Regions from separate parts of the Homo sapiens genome. Here region 2 is linked to region 1. A link is a loop called in an ENCODE intact Hi-C map of the cell type or tissue named here. Cell type or tissue: GM12878. All regions are shown on one strand. Each heading gives the region's core, and the rest is flanking DNA. Links, peaks and the distances in the headings are about the cores only. Region 1 has its middle 83 kb from the start of GLIS3. Region 2 has its middle 4.5 kb from the start of SLC1A1.

The links. Hi-C counts contacts between places; a loop is a spot of excess contacts. Peaks named below come from ENCODE experiments on the same cell type or tissue, not always from the same donor. Only the 100,000 strongest peaks of a DNase experiment are listed, where the experiment ranks them.
Region 2: a loop joins it to region 1, with 4 times the contacts of the local background. A loop is called at or near these places in 8 of 110 quality-filtered maps.

What each region holds. Positions count from the first base shown.
Region 1 is chr9:4,381,666-4,384,582 of GRCh38, forward strand. It overlaps a transcript of GLIS3 not described here. Among named protein-coding and RNA genes, the nearest start is that of GLIS3, 83 kb to the left of the region's middle. In GM12878, for the core only: a CTCF peak has its summit at 1,226 (motif pointing right); a DNase peak (open chromatin) is centred at 1,416.
Region 2 is chr9:4,484,537-4,487,453 of GRCh38, forward strand. It overlaps a transcript of GLIS3 not described here. Among named protein-coding and RNA genes, the nearest start is that of SLC1A1, 4.5 kb to the right of the region's middle. RefSeq lists a silencer at 2,195-2,284. In GM12878, for the core only: no CTCF peak of the experiment used is centred there; a DNase peak (open chromatin) is centred at 1,758; H3K4me3 peaks cover 782 bases; H3K27ac peaks cover 1,017 bases.

The sequences.
Region 1 (2,917 bases), core at 177-2,676:
GGTGCATCAGTTGTCTACCTGCTGCCCCTGAGCTGCACTTTCACCTTATTCCATCCTGTCTGTATTGCTGGGGCTGTGGGAATCCACAAACTCCATTTTCCAGACTCCTTTACTACCTGGCTTTCTGTTATGTCTGGCAAGAGGAAGAGCCATTATTTCTTTCTTATACTCTCTTTGTTTCTGCTGTTGGTTCTGGAAGTAGCTGTGCCCCTTCAGTGACCCAAGGTTCTGCTGGAACTGCCCTTAATTGGTCCCGGCTGTGGCTAGGGAGACCATCCTTGGCAGTCCCAGCACAGGCTGGGTGGAATCCCTTAAGGCCTGCTCCTGGACTTTGACAGCTCCTCTTCAGTTTCATTCCCCCAGTTCCTAAGGCTGGTAGCCGCTCTCTACAGATACTAATCTCGGAATGTCACCCTTTTCCCTTTTTGCTTCTTTAGCTCCCTTGCTTATCTGTTCCAATGCCCGTAATACCAAAATCTGTAGTAAATCCCTTTTATTTGAAACATCTAGAGTGGTTTCTGTTTTTCTGGCCAGATGCTGAATGACACATCTGGAAAAATCAGGGTAAATATTATTACTCTAGGTATTGAAAGTACAGATTGGAGAACATTTCGTTTGTTCCAGAAGAATCCTGAATGAAAACCGAAATTCAACTGGAGAGTTAGAGCATTATTGAACAGTATGTGTAGGGAATAAAATGCCTTTCCCCCATCCTGGAATACCTCCCTGATTATACTACCTTATTACTGTGATTGTTTTTTAACTTCTCTGCTTTTTCACACAAATCTACAAGAATCTCCTCTTCCTGGAAGCCTCTCTGATTACCTCACACAAACATCATCTTGCTTAGTCTGAATTCCTATGGTTCTTTTGTTCTCTGACTTCTAGAGTATTTCTCCAGGTATGTTAGCAATCAGTTTTTCTCTTGATCACTCCCCAAACCTGAGTGATCATCAGAATCCTCAGAAAAATATAGATACCAGGCCCTTCTCCTTGTCCTAACCTCCTGAGACAAAATTCTAGAGTGATGAGTGGGTACTATAGGGTCGAGACAGCATCTATATATATTTTAATACCTCTCAGATGATAAACCCTTCAAGATCAGGGCCTTTCCATTTCTCATGTAGCTTTTACTGTACCTAATACAGTTTAAGCAGACCATAAAAATCTGTTCATTTTCTAATGAATTACATGAGGGAAGATTCCCAGGAAGACCAGCTGGTGTCACTACTGCCTAATTAATATTTCTGGCCCAGGGAAGGGCATCTCACAAAGCAAAATTTGACCTTACCTGGATTCACCGATTCTGTGCTTGAATCCATCTTCCCATCTGTCTATTTTCCTAAAAGGAAGTTGCAGAAACCTTGCCAAGAAAATAGACAGCAAAACTTCAGCAGTACCAATAACTTGGGTTTTCTGAAAGGAAATGATGCCATGACCTGAGGCTGCCAGACTTAATGTGAGAAAGCAAGAACTGAAACGAGTAGAAGTAGGCCTCCCACTGGCCCAAGGCCTAAGATTTCATTGCACTTGCTTCTTGGCATTAACATTCTGTAGAACAAGTTTCAGAAAAAAACGCTTAACGAATTTGCAAGCACAACCAAACTCCAACCAGATTGCATTTTTTATTCACCTTTTACAATCTCATTCATTTTCCATAACATTTGGAACTGCTGTTTGAAAGTTTAATTTTCCTTTTTATCTACTATTTTCTTATTATTGACTTAAATTATTCTTGATTCATGGATAAGCAAACTAATGTGGGTCTACCCTGAGTCATTTATTATGTATCAAAGATAACATAGAACTCTTCACTTCTGGCAGAAGCTGTTTAGTAATTACTTCTAATTACTAACAAATTAAGAACAGCATGTGCTCCAAAAGCAGTTTCTATACAAGCTCAAACCTGGCTATATTTCAACACTTCTAAATTCTAATTCTCTGGATGCAGAAAAAAATCTATTAAGATGGTTAAAAGGAAATAAAATCTAGATGTATAAGTCCAAAAGAAGTCTCCAAAAGTCCCCTATAACCTTTCTTAGGTAATATGACTTGATCATCTCCATTTGAACATTTACTTCCAGAAAAGTAGATTTTTGGGATAATCAGCCTCTTTGTGTTGATTGACCACAAACTTCTATGTTCAGAAGTTTACATTTTAATTAAGAGGGAGGTATTGAATGGTAACTGGATCTCCAGTAGTTGAAATGGGCTTCTCCTTGTCTAGAATAAAGGCCTTTGTTAGCTAGGTGGTCCTAGAGAGAGCACGAACCCCTCAATTCCTCTCCTTCAAGACTTACAGCCTTAAATATCCATGGAACTACCCCCACTTCTCAGGGAGTTTGTGTGCCATTGGCTGCCAATCAGTCATGTCATTTATAGGGCAGATGAGAGTAGTCTCTTTTATTTCCCACTTGGTACTGAAGAAGTTGTGGCCTTTGGGGGTTAACCAGTTACTGCCCAGCACACTGTACACAGATCGTGCCAATGAGGTGTACACGTTTTCCTCCTGCTCACTTTGTGGAGCACACTGGTGGTGAACACAGGGTGCTGGACCTTATAAGGGGTTTCCATCATGGAGGAATCTTTTGAAACAACAGCAGTGCTGCCAGAGGTGGGAAAACGGAACTACTTTTTAGATAATACTGTTCAGTTAGCCAGGACTCACCTTCACTGGAAAAAAAAAAACTTTTTAGAAATTCCAAATGAAGATAAAAATTTATTTTCTAAGTTGTCAATATCAGCTTTGTGTTCTTTAACAAGGACTATTACTCATGGTTGATTGTTTGCCAATGGCATTGAAATTGTTTCTTTTTCTCTTTCTTTCTCTCTCTTTCCCTCCCTTCCTTCCTTCTTTTCTTCCTTACTTCTTTCCTTTATATAATATATATAAAACCTCTTTCCTTTATATATAATA
Region 2 (2,917 bases), core at 293-2,792, 100 kb after region 1:
GCCTCCCGGGTAGCTGGGATTACAGGCCCTGCCACCACACCTGGCTAATTTTTGTATTTTTAGTAGGGACAGGTTTCACCATGTTGGCCAGGCTAGGCTCGAACTCCCGACCTCAGGTGATCCACCCACCTTGGCCTCCCAAAGTGCTGGGATTATAGGCGTGAGCCACTGTGCCCAGTGTAGGCCAAACTAACTTTAGGAGGAAGTTATAGTTTAACCTTAAAGTAAAGATAGTAATAGCCCTTCCCAAAACTATCCCTTCCTCATTGGAGGTCAGGAATCGTCTTTGTAGAACCAATGAAAAGACACAAGATTAGGATTATGAAGGGAGCCTGAATTCTGCTAAGTTGTAGGCATAAATTATAACCAACCATCGGTCCAGAGGACACAAGATTTGTAACTTCTCCAATTTACTCCTGTAGATAACATCATCATTATTGTAGAACCTAAGATTGGTTTTCTTTTTCCTTTTTTTGGGGGGGTGGGGGTGGTGGGGGGACAGGGTTTCACTCCCGTCGACCAGGCTGGAGTGCAGTGGAGCCATCTCGGCTCACTGCAACTTCTACCTCCTGGGTTCAAGCGATTCTCCTGCCTCAGGCTCCCGAGTAGCTGGGATTACAGGCACTCACGACCATGCCCAGCTAATTTTTGTATTTTTAGTAGAGACAGGGTTTCACCATGTTGGCCAGGCTGTTCTTAAACTCCTGACCTCAAGTAATCCATCCTCCTCGGCCTCCCAAAGTGCTGGGATTACAGACGTGAGCCACCGCGCTCAGCCCTAAGGTTGGTCTTCTGAGATGTTTTTCAGACTTGGATTTCTGAGGACTGGCTGACTACACTCAGATCCACAAATCAACCAGTCCTGTAGCCCCACCCCAGAGACCGACTCTGCATAAGGACCACTTTCCACACCCCTGTGATTTCATCTTCATCCAACCAGCAGCATCTGTTCCCTAAATCCTGACTACCAAGTTATTCTTAAAAACTCCAGCCTCCAAATTTCCAGGGAGGCTGATTTGAGTAATAACTTCCTGTCTCCCCATGTGACTAGCTTTGCATTAATTAAGCTCCATCTTTACAACAATACCAGTGTTTCAGTGAATCAGCTCTACCTGTGCGGCAGGCAAGAACCCATCAGGGGATTGCACTACCAGTGATCTACTTTTGAGACTCCTGCCTCTGCTTTTTTTTTTTTTTGAGACGGAGTTTTGTTCGCTCTTGTTGCCCAGGCTGGAGTGCAATGTCGCAATCTCAGCTCACTGCGACCTCCGCCTCCCCAGATTCAAGCAATTCTCCTGCCTCAGCCTCCCAAGTAGCTGGAATTATAGGTTCCTGCCACCATGCCCAGCTAATTTTTTGTATTTTTAGCAGAGATGGCGTTTCACTATGTTGGCCAGGCTGGTCTCAAACTCCTGACCTCAGGAATCCACCCCCCTTGGCCTCCCAAAGAGGTGGGATTACAGGCGTGAGCCGCCGCACCTGGCCCGACTTTTGCTTTTAGTCGGGGAGATTTTTATTATTTCAAAATGTTTGTATATATTGAAATTTTTAAAATCTTTTATATTGTACTATTTTCAATGCATAATTTAAATGAACATAAAACAAGTATGCACTATAGGAGCTTTAGGTGTTGTTGGGCTCAGAATCCAATACCCCAAAATATGGCATTTTGACATGTTGACATGGAGAAACCTCAAGGTCTCTCTGACTTCCCCTGCCACCGTCTCCCACAAAGAAGTGGAAGTTCCTTTATCTGCGTAAGATTCAGACCCATCAAAGAAAGTAATTGCTTGTTCTTCCCCTCCCTGTAAGACCAAGAATGTAACCACACCTGAACACTTTCACTATCAAAGAGAACTATTCACACATTAATCTCTGTTCAGAGATCCATTCATTCTCCCTAGTAATCCCCTCAGCAATTCCTCTTCTCTTCACCTCCCAAAACCTGTTTTACCAGGATTCAAGCCCCCATTCTTTCTGTAACCTCCAGATAGTATATAAACTTCTGGACCTCATTGGGAGGCTAGGTCTTCATTTTGAAGTCTCCCGTGTGTATACGTTCAATACATTGGTATGCCTTTTCTCCTATTAATAAATCTGCCTGTCAGTGATTTTGAAGCAAACCTTCAGGGGACCAAGGGCCTTGGTCCTCCCAGTGTGAAAGTGCAATGGGTGATGTAAGGCCTCTTGTCACCCAGGCTGGAGTGCAGTGGTGCAATCATAGCTCCCTGCAACCTCAAACTCCTGGGCTCAAGCCATCCTCTTGCCTCAGCCTCCCAAGTAGTGAGGACTACAGGCATGTGCCATCATGCCCAGGTTATTTATTTATTTTTTTAAGTTTTGTAGAGCCAAGATTTCACTAAGTTGCCCAGGTTGGTCTCAAACTCCTGGCTTCAAGTGATACTTCTGCCTCAGCCTCCCAAAGTGCTGGGAATATAGGTGTGAGTCGACACTCCCGGCTCTATGGTAGACACTTTGGAAATGCAAAAAGTAGAAGGCAAAGAAGACCATTGTTAAAATTTTGACATATTTCTTTTGTCATATTCTCCACCTACTGGGTTCAAGCGATTCTCCTGCCTCAGCCTCTCGAGTAGCTGGGATTACAGGCACCCGCCACCACGCCTGGCTAATTTTTGTATTTTTAGTAGAGATGGGCAATTCCTGATGATCAATGAGCAAGAGTTCTCGTGGGTCTGAAGGGGTTCAGAGTGTGTTAATGACAGGCAGGTGTTAAAAGATGGTGTTAAGAGATGCCTGTCCAGGTTGACTCCAAGTAAAATTGGTGGTGATATTTGTTTTGTGCCAGGGAGTGTTCTAAGCCTTTCACACAGATTATTGTATTAAATTATTAAAATACCTCCATGAGGTAAAGATAATTAATGCCCCCATTTTACAGATGAAGAAACTGAGACATAAA